Linked DNA regions of Homo sapiens: region 1 is linked to region 2. Evidence: read pairs that join two places in POLR2A ChIA-PET (ENCODE). Cell type or tissue: CD4-positive, alpha-beta T cell. All regions are shown on one strand. Each heading gives the region's core, and the rest is flanking DNA. Links, peaks and the distances in the headings are about the cores only.

Evidence for each region. ChIA-PET counts read pairs that join two places held together with the same protein. Peaks named below come from ENCODE experiments on the same cell type or tissue, not always from the same donor. Only the 100,000 strongest peaks of a DNase experiment are listed, where the experiment ranks them.
Region 1: POLR2A ChIA-PET joins it to region 2 with 5 read pairs; 5 of 35 experiments call an interaction of 5 or more read pairs at or near these places.

The regions. Positions count from the first base shown.
Region 1 is chr14:91,450,536-91,457,819 of GRCh38, reverse strand. It overlaps LOC124903361 (a long non-coding RNA gene), which reads right to left. Exons shown (of 2, transcript XR_007064305.1): 2 at 650-1,134. PPP4R3A (protein phosphatase 4 regulatory subunit 3A) reads left to right here. Exons shown (of 15, transcript NM_001366432.2): 15 at 1-312. Among named protein-coding and RNA genes, the nearest start is that of CCDC88C-DT, 36 kb to the right of the region's middle. In CD4-positive, alpha-beta T cell, for the core only: no CTCF peak of the experiment used is centred there; no DNase peak of the experiment used is centred there.
Region 2 is chr14:91,326,636-91,333,693 of GRCh38, reverse strand. All of the region lies in intron 10 of CCDC88C (coiled-coil domain containing 88C), which reads left to right. Among named protein-coding and RNA genes, the nearest start is that of GPR68, 85 kb to the right of the region's middle. RefSeq lists an enhancer at 2,229-2,358. In CD4-positive, alpha-beta T cell, for the core only: no CTCF peak of the experiment used is centred there; a DNase peak (open chromatin) is centred at 2,603; H3K27ac peaks cover 4,128 bases.

The DNA.
Region 1 (7,284 bases), core at 834-5,833, 120 kb before region 2:
GCAACTGTCTTGAGAATTCAGGGAAATAGAATGGAATTTAAAACTTCAACAGTTTTGTTAAATCTAGAAACATGAAATTAGTATTCCAAAGAGATTCTGAAATTTCTTTTCTTGGGGAAATGACGGTACATTAAATCAAAATTGAGGATGGATGATTTAAAAACATTTGACTTTTGAATAATAAAAAGAAAAGTGAAGAGTAAGAGAAATTGTATTAGTTGTATGTTTCTTGTTTTTGTTTTTAACTACTCCCTTTGGAATACCAGTTTGACTTGTAAGTGGTGGTTTCTAAATAAATACCTGGCCAGAGGACCATCACCTGTCACCTTATTAAAACAGTATTTTTAAATAGGTTCTTTTTGTTGTCTTAGATGTGATCAAATTATTTCAAGGAAAATGAAAATAATTCTACTTACCCTCACTTTTTAAAGTGAAGAGTTTAGAACTTAAGAATATATTTTCAAATGTGAATAAAACTTCATATCCAGGAAAGGATGCTATTTTAAGTATCATATACTTTAAGAGTATCTAGCAAGCGCTGTGTGCTTCTCTGTCTTGTCTTGTTTATTCCTCAGTAAATTACAATGGTGGTACCAAAAACAAGACTATACTGCATAGTTGGATAGAAAACCAGAAAGTGTCAACTTGCTACAGTCATTAAAAGTTTTATTATTGGCTGATAATTTTTTTTAACAACAAAAACTTTGGGTGCTTAATTATGAGATTATATCTCACTAGAGTATAGATCTAATTAGGAGGCACAAGTTTTGGCTATTAATAATTGAAGTTAATCAACTTATCTTGCAAATAAAGAGAAGAAAAACTCTTAGGATCTAAGCCAATTATATTATGTCTTCCTTTTTTACCTAGAAAGCCCCATGCCAAGTAATGTTTCTGCTTTAAACATATAGTTTAAAACTGACCTTTCTGGATGATTCTTGAAACACTTGTCTTGGTATTCTGCAGGTTCTTAGATTGAGGGAAGAACTTGCATCACTTGATTTCATTTTGTGGTCCAGTATATTAACTGCTGGCCTTCCACAGTTAAGAGATGACTTCTCATTGATGGACTTTTGTGTTCCCTTAGTTATTAGTGATTATGGTTACTGAAATAGAAACCTGACACAAGTGTTCCTAAAACAGGAGAAATGAGGTTAGAAACAGCTTGTCATCTTATGAAGGAATACTGTTAGAAATTGCTAGAAATACAACACTACACACAGTTCCATTGACTCAAAAGTCCATACTTTGTTTCACTCTGTCACCCAGTCTGGAGTGCAGTGGTATGACCATGGCTCACTGCAGTCTTGACCTCCCAGACTCAACTGATCCTCCTCCCTCAGCCTCTCAAGTAGCTGGGACCAAAGGGACACCACCATGCCTAGCTAATTGGTTATTTTTTGTAGAGACGGGATCTCCCTATGTTGTCCTGGTCTCAAGTGGTCCTCCTGCCTTGGCCTCCCAAAGTGCTGTGATTACAGGTGTGAGCCATCATGCCTGACCAAAAGTCCAAACCCTTAATCAAAGATACTATCTTGGTAACTGACACGAATGTAGTTAAAAATTATTTCCCACCTTAACGATACCAATTGGTTCTTTCGGTCATTTTGCAGTGTTTAAAATGAAAACATTTTCACCTCCCAGAGTGAACTCAACAGTTTCTGAAAAAGATTTATAATTATTGCAGGAAACACCTTGACATCTTTTTAATAGAATGATGTGTCTTTTTTTTCTGCCCAATTATACTCAGATCTTGCATCTAATTTTTCCCAGAACTCCAATTTGCAAGTCAATCTTTTTGAATTTGGAAATGCAGGGGAGGCATGGAGCAGGGGAAAACATTCCCTACTATTTGTTCTTAATTAACAATTGGTCATTGTAAAGGCTGCAAGATTAGAATGGCAACAAGTTTAAACTGGAAGATTTTAAGTGGAAATTTTTTCAGGTTGTCAGATTTCTGGTATTTAACCATAAATAACTGCTAAAACAGCATTGTCAGAGTTCTTTTTGGAGGAAAAATTAGGCCCTCAAAATTCTTTTATTCAGATTATATTAACTTTTTCTGACAATGTTATTTCAAGAAAGATTATAGACATTTTTATGTATGGACTATTTACCATTACACTGGGGCTTTGAGAGCATATGAGGAAATGAGAGTCATCAGTATATTGTGATTCCCAATGCTAATTTCAGTTTTTATTTCTTCAGCCTTAATATCTTATTTTGGCTTTGTAGAACGATGAATCTGAAAGAAAACTGTAGAGATCCTGTTTTCAGCTGAGTATGTTAACGCTGGAGTCAAATGTCTCATTTCTTCAAATAGTTCTTGTTGGAGACACAACGTTCCTTGACCCTTTTCAGTCTCCTGGATAAAAGGTTCTTCTTCCATGTACTCAGAGGAAATAGTGGTTACTTCAACATGAGGCCAGATGGGCTTTTGTTTATTTCCTCTGCCTCCTACCATTTCAAAGAAAGTGCTCTGGTATAAGTAACATCCTACCTGCAGGTTTATTGGATCCTTTTTCGTTCTCTATTATTTGACGCTGAGGCAGCATTAGCTACCAACCACTGTTTTTTTTGATATCTTTGTCTTGGTTTCTACACATGTGTTTTAACTTTTTTTTTTTTTTTTTTTTTTTTTTTTTTTTTTTTTGGAGATGGGGCCTCTGTTGCCCAGGCTGGAGTGCAGTGGGGCGAGCACAGCTCACTGCAGCCTTGACCTCCTGGGTTCAAGCAATCCTCTTGTCTCAGCCTCCCGAGTAGCTGGAACTAGTTATGTGACACCACGCCTGGCTGATTTTTGTATTTTTTTGTAAAGACTGGTTTTCACTGTGTTGCCCAGAGTGGTGGTGATAAGAGACAGGGTCTCGCTCTGTTGCCAAGGCTGGAGTGCAGTGGCACAATCATCACTCATTACAGCCTTGAACTGGCCTCAAGCAATCCTCCTGCCTCAGCCTCTCTAATAGCCAGGACTCTAGTAGCTGGGACTACAGGTGCGTGCCACCATGGGTTTTGTTTGTTTTAAGAGATGGGATCTCACTATGTTGCCCAGGCCAGTCTCAAATTTGACGTCTCCATTCTCTACCCCTTCAATGCTGGGATTCATTAGGTTTCCACCTTTGTGCACTCAACTTCCCAAGCTCTGACCAGACCACATTTCTTGTTAGGTCCTTGACACAATCATGCTGTGCTCTAAAGGATCTGCCCTTACCTGCACTGTGCCCCTTTTCTTGACTGCTCTTTTCTCTGCCTTGACTGCTGATGAACTTAAATTCTTTCAACATTCAAAAGTGATCCCCTGATACCCCCACTCATTTCTTGAAGGAAGGGGCTATATCCTTTTCAACTTTGTATCCCTAGCATATAGCATGATACTGAACCCACAGGCAGATTTTGGGTAATCTGAGTAAATGAAGGAAAGACTGAATAATGTGCACACAGAGTACAGACTAGGAAAGCAGCTGATGCTCTTAAAACAGTCAAGAGTTTGACTTATTCTTGACCACAAAATTTCCTATCCTTTGTACCCATGAGCCTTAGGGTAATTCTTTTTTCTTTTGTTAATGAACTGCAGCTAGAAAGAGACCTTAGGGTAATTCTAAAAGCCCAAAATACCCCCTTGGCATAACATTTGTTGCATCAACAATTCCTACAGTCCTGCTTCTTTAAGCTTTCCTGGTTTATTCATCTCTGCCCCAGCACCTCTAACTCCTCAGCTCAGCGTTCATTTTGGTCATAGGTCTTTACCCCTAAGTAGGACTTTCATCACCAGACCTAGTATGAGCTGGTTGGTTCCTCAATACCCGGGCCACAGGCCAGCAGCAGTCCATGGTTAGGAACTGGGCCACACCGCAAGATGTGAGCAGCAGGCAAACGAGCAAAGCTGTATATTTACAGCCACTCCCTATTGCTTGCATTACCACCTGAGCTCCACCTGTCAGATCAGCAGTGGCATTAGATTCTTACAGGACCGCAAACCCTATTGTGAACTGCACATGCAAGGCATCTGTCACTGTCTCCCATCACCCCCAGATGGGATGGTCTGGTTGCAGGAAAATAAGCTTGGGGCTCCCACTCATTCTACATTATGGTGAGCTGTATAATTATCTCATATATTACAATGCAATAGTAGAAATAAAGTGCACAATAAATGTAAGTGCACTTGAATCATCCCAAAACCATCCCCCCACCCACCCTGGTCTGTGAAAAAATTGTCTTCTATGAAACCAGTCCCTGGTGCCAAAAAGGTTGGGGATCACTGCTCTAAAGGAAGGTGAGGAAATAATAATACTTTATTAACCAACCTCCAAGATAATTCTGATTGGCTTATACTGTGAGAGGTAAAAATCTCTCCAAAACTAAGAGCCCAGAAATATTTGGCCTTTGGAATGTTTAGGGTGGCTTTCAACAAAGGTAGAGAATGAAGAATTAGTGAAAACCTTTCACCCAAAACCCCCAATTCAAGCCCTTCAAGGGCCTACTTTGGAAGACTGGAATGGGATAGGGGTTGGGGTGCAAAATAAAAGAGGCTAAATCAGCACTCAGGAAATCCCACAATATGTGTTCCATGCTTGTATGTTGATTGATAAATTGATTCTAAGAACGCTTTTCCTGGTAAGGCAGCAGTGAAAAGTGGACAAAATGGAATAGCAAGAGCATAGAAAGGCCTGGGTTTAAATTCTTACTCTGCTAATAAGATCTTAGGCAAGCTCCTTTAGCCTTGGTTTTCTCATTTGTGATAGGAATAATATCCACAAAACAACATGAGGGCTGTGGAATATATGTGTATATAAAACAGCTATCCCAATGGTAGGTACTCAATAAGTAGTAGCTATTTAATATATATTAATATAGTCCAAACAAGTCTGTAAATTATCTACTTTTAGGAGTCATTCATAGTCTATGCAGTGGGAATTAATATATTGATTAAGATTATACATCCATAAATGGCTGAGTGAGGAACTTGGCAAATCTCTCCCCAAACAGCAACGTTAAAACAGCAAAATTGCCCGGGCACAGTGGCTCACACCTGTAATCCCAACACTTTGGGAGGCCAAGGCAAGAGAATTGCTTGAGCCCAGGAGTTTGAGACCAGCCTGGGCAACATGGCAAAACCCTGTCTACAAAAAATACAAAAATTAGCCAGGCATGATGGTGTGCCTGTAGTCCCAGCTACTCTGGAGGCTGAGGTGGGAGGATCACTTGAGCGGGGGAGTTTAAGGCTGCAGACAGCCATGATCTCACCACGGCACTCCAGCCTGGGTGACAGAGACCCTGTCTCAAAAAACAAAACAGCAAAATTGCCAAAACCAACCATTTCAGGACTGTAGAAATCAACCAAAGACATATAACAAATTAAGAAAACAATCTTGGTGGGCCAGGTGCAGTGGCTCACACCTGTAATCCCAGCACTTGGGGAGGCCAAGGCAGGCAGCTCACTTGAGCTCAGGAGTTCGAGACCAGCCTGGCCAACATGGTGAAACCCCACCTCTACAAAAAATGCAAACATTAGCTGGGCATGGTGGCACATCCCTGTAGTTCCAGATACTCCGGAGGTTGAAGTAGGAGGATGACCTCAGCCCAGGGAGTCAAAGCTGCAACAAGCTGTAATCATGCCACTGCACTCCCACTTGGGTGACAGAGTGAGACCCTGTCTCAAAAAATAATAATCTTGGGTAAGAACAGTGGGAGTCTATCTAGAATTTTGGCCTGGGGCTACTCCCATCCCCCGAAGCCGCCTTACTTCCCCACTCCCAATCCCTCAGCTCAACCAGCTGGGTAGTTCTACTAAGCAGGATAGATTTCATTTGGAGTGGAGGGAAAAAACACACTCCTGCTTGTTCACAGAAGCAGTAGCTTGACCAAGAAAAAAAAGGACTCAGATTATTAACGTCAGAAATAAAAGACACTTGGTTGGGACATTACTACCAACCTTGAAGGTTGGTAGTATGAATAATTGTATGCCAGTAATTAGATAACTCAGATGAAATGGACACATTCTTAGAGACAAACTTCTGAAACTCAAGAAGAAACACTATTTGAAGAGATCTATAACAAGTGAAAAGATTGAATTAGTAATCCAAAAGACTATCCCCACACACAAGAAAACCCTGGAGTCCAGATGGCTTCATTACTGAATTTTACCAATTCTTCACAAACTTCCAAAAAACAGAAGAGGAGGGATCACTTCCCAAGTCATTCTGTGAGATCAGTATTACCCTAATAACAAAATCCAGACAAAGATATCACAAGAAGAGGAAGCTACAAAGTATCTCTGGATATGGTTGCAAAAATTCTCAACTAAATACTAGGACACTGAATCCAGCAACAAAGAATTATATACCATGACCAAGTGGGATTTATCCTAGGAATGCATGGTTGGTTTAACATCTTTAAATCAATTAATGTAATAAGCCATATCAAAAGATTAAAATACAAAACCACATGATTATCTCAATAAATGCAGAAAAAGCATTTGACAAAATTCAACACCATTTCATGATAAAAACACTACACAAACTCAACCAGATAAAGAGCATCTAAGAAAAATCTAGAGTTAACATGATAATGGTGAAAGACTAGATGTTTTCCACCTAAAATCAGAAACAAGAAGTGTCTCTTGCCTCTTCAACATTGTACTGCAGGTATTAGCCAATTTAGGTAAAACAATTAAATGAAAAGCATCAGATTAGAAAGGAAAAAGTAGCTGGGTGCAGTGGCTCATCCCTGTGATGCCAGCACTTTGGGAGTCCAAGGAGGGTGGATGGCTTAAGCCCAGGAGTTCCAGACCAGCCTGGCCAACATGGCGAAACCCCTTCTCTACAAAAAATATTTTAAAAAATTAGTAGCCAAGCGTAGTGGTGCATGCCTGTAATCCCAGCTACTCTGGAGGCTGAGGCAGGAGAATCACTTGAACCTAGAAGGCGGAGGTTGCAGTGAGCTGAGATCGTGCCATTGCACTCCAGCCTGGGCAACAGAGTGAGACTCCATCTCAAAAAAAAAAAATTAGCTGGACATGGTGGCATGAACCTATTGGTCCCAGCTACTCAAAAGGCTGAGGTGGGAGGATCACTTGAGCTCAGGAGGCAGAGGAGATTGCAGTGAGCCAAGATCACACCGCCATACTCCAGCCTGGGCAACACAGTGCCTCAAAAAAAAAAAAAAAAAAAAAGTGGAAGAAGTAAAACTGTAGATGTTTGTGGATGCCATGATCTTGCATGCAAAGTCCTAGGGAATTCATACAAAACTCTTAGAACTATAAGCAGGTTCAGCAAAGTTGCAGAT
Region 2 (7,058 bases), core at 1-5,000:
TGCCCCCCTTAAAAAAATAACCTTTACTTTTAAAAAACTAATATGTGCGTTATAGGAAACTGAAAAAGGCAAGCGAAGAACAAAGTCCTCCAGAATCGCAAGCAGTTTACAGTTTGCCGTGTCCTTCCGTGTCCTGTGTGTGCACACAGCATCGTTTTACATGGTTGAGAGCATGCAGTATATGTCATGCTTTTTCACACATCATGAATATTTACCAATTCGAAATCCCAAAGCTGTATGAGTATTTTGATAACCAAGAACACACTACACCAACTCAATCTGTTAGGAAAAAATGTAATCCTGCCTTTCTTTGGACATAAATTTCACAGACGACGAAAATGGTAACAGGCTGCTAGATAAAGTTGTTGGCAGAGTTAATGTTAAAATACTATATTCCCTTAAGGCTCGGTTTAAAATAAGGCATAAAGCAACAGGGTACAGTAAGTATATGTTTCGAAGAGAATTCATTAGCAGATCTATACCATTAAAATATTAGCAAGAAGGTTCCATTGAATTACTTAATGTATTCCTATAGTACAGCCAAAAGAGATGCACATACGTCAGTGGCTGTCATCCAAATGGAAATATGAACACATCTGCGTGTGTCTCTCTCTTTATACTTCTTGGATTCCTCCCAAGCTGGAGGAATATGGTTGCAGATGAAGAGAGTGCTTCTTTCCGCACCCCCGACCCCCGCCCGAGGCTCTTCACTCGTGGATTCCCTCCGGAAAGGCAGGGTTTGCAGAGCCAAGGGCCGGTCTGTGGGTGGAGTGTGGCCAGAGGCTTTCTGTGTGGACCTTGAGCCCCAGCAGGTGGGACTGTCTTACTTGACTGCTTGTACACAGAGCCTGGCACACACAAGGCACTTGGTAATCACACCACTCTTTGCTCTGCAGTTACAAGGCTTGCAGTCTCGGGAGGAGGGAAGGGGAGGAATCATGAGTTTTTCGACTCCTTGGGATTGGAGACAGGGCTGTTAGGTGAGATGGGCAGGAGAGCAGAGAGGTTATTGCATTCGTGCCAGCTCGAATTGGTGCAGCACTTGCAGGTACAGTGGGAGACACTGGTGGCCAGGTCCGCCCAGACAGGCTGCCCCGTCTAACCCGTAAAGCACATTGGTGTGCATCACCGAAGGGAGAGCGCATCCTGCCATGTGGGAGGACAAGATAAAGGACCCGGGCTTCAGGGCAAGGGCAGATTAATTTTGGTTACAAAAACATGGAACACAAATGTACATGGTTTGTTTTCAAAAGTCTGGCAGCTATTTTTGCTCCTAGCCTAGCTTACATAAGAGGTGAAAAAACAAAATGAGTAGCAGAGTAGGTGTCCCTCGGTCCAGGAGGAAGCGTGCGGGCGGGCGTGGGGTGTCCCTGACTTCCCTTTGTAAACAGTAGTTCTGCTCAGTGCTGTCCAGGGCATGGGGGTTGCCCTCAGGGCTGTGTGGGAGGAGGACAAAGGCAGAGAACTGGAAGGTTCTCTTTCCCCGTATTTTAAAATTGGCTGAAAGTTTCTACTGCAGGCAAAGGGCAGATGCATAGATGCTGTGTGCATCCTGAGCGGAGTGGATGTGGCCTCTCTCTGCTCCTGTGTGATTTATGGCTCTCTAGGCAGCGCTGGCTCCCAAATAGCCCGAGGGGCAGAGACCTAGCTGGGCAGAGTCTGCACTCAGGGGCAGAGACCTAGCTGGGCAGAGTCTGCACCCAGGGGCAGAGACCTAGCTGGGCAGAGTCTACACCCAGGGGCAGAGACCTAGCTGGGCACAGTCTACACCCAGAGGCAGAGACCTACCTGGGCACAGTGTATACCCAGGGGCAGAGACCTAGCTGGGCACAGTCTATACCCAGCTTGCCAGGTGTTGGGCAAGTCTTGTCCCCATCTGTCAAAGCAGGGGGTGCTCTCGGGCATGTCTGAGACCTTGGCATCCTGTGATGTAGGAGCATGTTTGCAATGGGCTTATTCTGGGGTGCACCTGTCCGTGGGGAGCCTCCCCAACAGGGAGCTGCCCCAAGGAGGTGGGGACCGTGGAATAGATCTCTGCAGTGAGGGGTCAGCCAGAGGGACAGAAAGGGTTGTTGGCCAGCACCGGCCAGTGAGGAACTGGGCTAATGATCATTCTTAGAATGTGTGTCTGTCTTTCTCTCTCCTCTCTCTCGCACGCGCACACACACGTGTGCACATGCACACTCTCCACCCCACCATGGTGACCAGGAACGGGGTGGGGCAGGAGCTCTGCTGTGGCCTGGTCTGCCTTGCCCATGGGGCCTGGAGACAGGGCCCCAGCTCCTCTGCCCTCCTCCACCCTCCTCTGGCCCCAGGCAACATCTCCTGCAGCTCTCAGAGGTCTCAGTCATCTTCAGGAGGAAAAGGTGCTTGGGACATGTTTGTTGATTTGAGTCCAGTGTCTTAGGGCCCCTGAGGCTTTCCCATCTTTAACTTAAAACAGACCTTTCCACTTTCCTCCGATTCTCTCCAGCTGCCTCTCCCTGGGCTCAAAGGCAGACCTGTGTGAAAGCAGTGTCAGCTGTGGGCCCATTTCCCCCAGTCTGGAGCCACCTGCCGTGCCTGCACCGCTCCCCCCACCCCCGCCCCACTTACCAAAGCCACTCTTGCCAGTAAAGGGGCGCTCCTGACATGGACATATCCGGCAAGCACTCCTCAGCCCCAGCCCCTCCTACCACTTCCTCCCTGAGCTTCCACTCTCCCCACTCCTGGACTCACTCTCCCATCGCAGGCCCACCCCTCAGTATCAGGGCCCTCATTCACCCCTTGCCCTCTGCTTCTCCTCTGGGCTTTCTCCAGGGATGGCTCACCTGCCCTGCCGCCTTCCCTTAGCCCACACACATAGACCCTCGAGTCCCAGATCTTAATCCTTGGCTGAGGCTCTGTCTTGCGCTCCAGGCCTCAGTGTACCCGGGTTATCCAGAGACATCTCAAGGCCAGTGTGTTCAGAGTCATTGTCTTTCCCTCCACACCTGCCTGTCCTGTCTCTGGTCTGGAGTCACATCCACTCGGGTGCTCAAGCCAGAGCACAGGGCCACCTTGGTTCTTTGTCTTCCTCCCCATCCCCTCGTCCCAGGTCCAGGTGCCCCTCCTGTTTGTAAGCCTGTTTCTCACCTCCCAGCATGTCCTTGTCCGGAGGCGGGTGTTGAAGAGTGTGGCTCAGCCTCACTGGCATCCTCGCTCATGTTACTCCAGAGTCTGCCTGCGGAGTGCCTCCCTAATGGTCTGGACTGGCCAGTCTGCCTCTGTCTGTCCTGCTGCAGAGGCCTTTGCAGCCACTCTCCATGGCTCCTGGGTAAAACCCACACCGTACCCTCGTCTGCCACTCCCCACTTCAGCTCCCCCAGGACTCCTGGTGCTTTTGCACAAGTGCTTCCTCAGCCCAGCCCCACTCTCTCTTCCGACTCTGCGGCCAGGTCAGGGGTGGGGCGCTGAACTGTGCGGGCTGCGTCTCCCAGCCTCCTGCTCCAGGCTTCCTTGAAACCCCTCCTGACTGCAGGCAGTGCTCATCACGTGGCACTTTCCTGTCTGTTTCCCAACCAGAGTGGGAGCTCTTTGAACACAGGGTCTGTGCCTTACTGACCCCTGGTCCTCTGTGCCCCATGCACCTTGTGGCTCAGGGGTCAGCACATGGCAGTCCCTGGGCAAACCCGGCCCCTGTGAGTTTTTATGAACACAGTTGTGTTGGAACACAGCTAACACCCATTTGTTGTCTCTTTTTGTGCTCCCTCTGTGGAGTTGAGTAGTTGTGACAGAGACTTAAAACCTGCAGAGCTGAAAACATTGCCTGACTGGGCCTTCACATTCTCAGGGTCTGGCCCAAATGAGGTGCACAGTCGGGTCTTTCAGTGAGTGGTAACGACCTTGTGTATCTGTGGAGCTTTCCCCACCTGCTGGGAATGATGTCAGGCCCTAACTGCATCCATGCACTGAAGCCTCATGGTGGCCCTGCAGGTTTAGCAGCCACTGGCAGTTCCTCCCCTCTTTTCAGATGAGGAAACTGACAATTGATTAATTAATAACTTGCCCAGCATGGCAGTTGCTAAGCAGGGGGACCTGGGATGGGAATGACTGTCTGCCTCCAGACCTTGATGCTTGCCTGTGAATGACTTGATGCTTGCCTGTGAATGAACGTGAGCTTCAGCCTTCACAGGAAGGAAGAAATAAAGGGGGTGTGGGAAGTGCTGCAAGAGGGGTACTCCTAGGAGAGGTGAGGGGCTGCCACTGTCTCAGAGGCCGTGGAGGCCTGAGGAAGGGCCCCAGCCTCCAGCAGCTCACGTTAGGGCTGACATGTCACATCATACTTAATCAGGGAATGTCAAGATTCAGGGCACTTACTAAGGACACCCTGAACACAGGGAAGTCTTCTGTTCCCACCTGGAACTTTGTGTCTCCCTTGTTCCTTAATAACTGCTGAGGAGTTGTGATGAGGTTCAGCACACTAAGACGTTGAATAGGACAGACCTGCCGTTTGGTTTAAGGTTTAAGTCCCCCATGCTTCTCAAAGTGGGTGAAGTTTAAAAACAGGCAGGTCTTCGGTGAAGTTCAAGGGATGTCCATGAAGCTGGATGAGCAGGTAGGGTTCAGAGCGGGGGTGATGTTTCCTGGGTGGGTAGGATGTCTGCCTGCCCTGAGTCAGCTGACCCAGACCCTCCCCACTGAGGATGCCCTGGGCCAGCCTCCTGCTGCTATGGCCCCCTTAGGGAACCATACGGCATCGTGGTTGCTACAGAGCTCCCTGGCGGAAGACTGCCTGTTTGTTTGATTCCGCACCCCCTCTGGTGCTGTGTGCTCCTCAGGGGTCAGGAGGCACCCTAGAAGCCAGTTTTTTCTGTTAACATGATAGGTGCTCCGTGGGGAGTGCTGGGGGTGCTCTGTCGGTGTGAGTTGGTGGTGATGGCGGCTGGCGAGTTTGTAGGTCTCAGGCGCTGCGCATGGAGTATTTCACACGCATCATCCGAGCTCCGCGTCACCCTGTCTTTAGGCCCATCGTGTAAAGGAGGAATCCGGGTTGAGAGTGTATGTAGCAGCCCTGGGAATCGGGGCCCGTTAGCTCCCGTGCCTAATCACTGCCCCAAGTCGCAGTGGCAGATTAGAAGTGAGCTCTTGAGCCTCCTGAACTAGCCCTCAGTCCTGGGCTGTGACTTCATGAGTGTGGTCCCCTCAGCTGTTTGCTGGGCTGGGTCGGGCCTTTAAATAGCCTCCTAGGTCACTTGTGGTCAGGGCCACGGTGGGGCGTTCTGGCCTTGGACAGCTACCCAGAGGTGTGGAATCCGGCTTCCCACTCCTCCTCGCCAGGTGCCCGGGGGAGCCCTGGGCTTGCTTCGGGAGCTTGGACACAGCTTCTGGATCTGGCTTCTCATTTCAGAGGTGGTGGTGCAGTGTGCAGGGCACTCGAGATGTTTCTGTTACCTTATGTATAGTGGAGGTTGAAATGGCCAGAAAACCACAGCATGTTTGAGTAGCAGTTAGAAATCTTCTGTTCCATGCCATCTCCCACTCCTGGCCATCTCCATTCATTCCGGGAAGTCTCTGAGTTCTTTAAGGTCCACCTCACATGCCGCCTTTGATTCCTCCCTCCTTGTGGCATGATTTGGCCAAGTAGTGTTATTGAACACTTACGCGAGGCTCACAAGAGCAAAAGCACAACAGTCCTGCCTGAGGTTCCTGGTCTGGGGGAGGAACAGGCCGGCCTGCTGTGGCCTCAGAGCAGACCCAGAACACTAGGAGCCCAGAAGCCTGACTTGGGTGGGACACAGTGAATTCTCAAGCACTTCTCCTAGGGGACAACTCCAGCTGGGTCTTGAAGGCTGAATAGGAGTTGCTTGTGAGGGTGAAGCAGCAGGCAGCCTGTGCGGTGGTTGCTCAGGGCCTGAGGGTAGTGATGCTGGGGAGTGCTGGCGGTGGACCCTGCTGGAACGCTGGTCAAAAGAGTGGGGGCAGTAGCCAGAGAGAAAAGGCTGGGCCTTCTTTCTGCTTTGAAGCCCGTCATTGTGCTCTGGCTTGTGTTATTAGTACAACAGGGGCCTCTCACCCACACAAGCCCCTCGAGGGTGGGCTTCAGGGAGCCGAGGGCAGTGAGGAGAGCACCGGGTCTGCGGCCTGTCAGGCCCCAGCTTTGTACCTCACTAGGTTCGTGGCTTTGAGCTCATTTCTTATTTTTTCTGAATTGGTCTTTCATCTGCAGGAAGGGACTGTCCCTGCCTCCCTCTGAGGGCCACTGTAAGGCAGGACATGGATTGCCTGGGGCAGGGCCAGCCACATAGTAGATGTGGTCTCTGCTGGGCACAGGCAGCGAGAGGAGGGCACGCAGGTGAATCCAGAGACTTAATGGCCAAGCCCCTCACCGCCTGCCAGGCTTTGATCAAAGCTGTGTCCGCTGGCCGGAAAGTGTGTGGCTTCCCCTCCACCAGGAGTCTTGGATTCTGGCCCACATAGGAAGATGAGCACATGGTGGATAAGTAGAAACTCCCAGCCTGGTTCCCAGTGTGATTCGTGAGTGGGACAAACCTCAGACAGCTCTGCCCACCGAAAGAAGCGTACACGTTCCTGGCGTGTGCTGTTTGTAACCTGCGAAGGCATTTGGGGGAAGCTCAGTTCCCCGCCAGATACCGAGCGGTGCTTGGAAGGGCCCAGGAGAAGAGAAGCCAAGAAAGCCCGTAGCAAAGGAACAGTGGAGATGTGCGCCCTGGACTGACTTCTTCCCTTGTGCACATCACTGCCTGTGTCAAAAATAGATCCAGCGCACCCCTCAGCTGTATACATTTGTGGAGCTCACATTTGTGTGGTTTGCTGTGCTGAAACTTAACTGTCTTAAAGACCCCCATTTCCAGGAAACTGCCAAGAACTTTTGTTATCTAAGAGTGTTTGTAAGATACTCAGATAGGAGCAGTGTATTGAATGAAAGTTTATCTGAATAGCTGCTGTTTTCCAGGCCCCACATCTGTAGAATGAATGTTGAATTAAGAGGTCTACTAGACTCAGACCTGGAACCCAGGATTGACTCTCAACCCCACTCCTTCCTTGTTAAGGAAATGGGCTCAGGGTCCCCTTGTCCG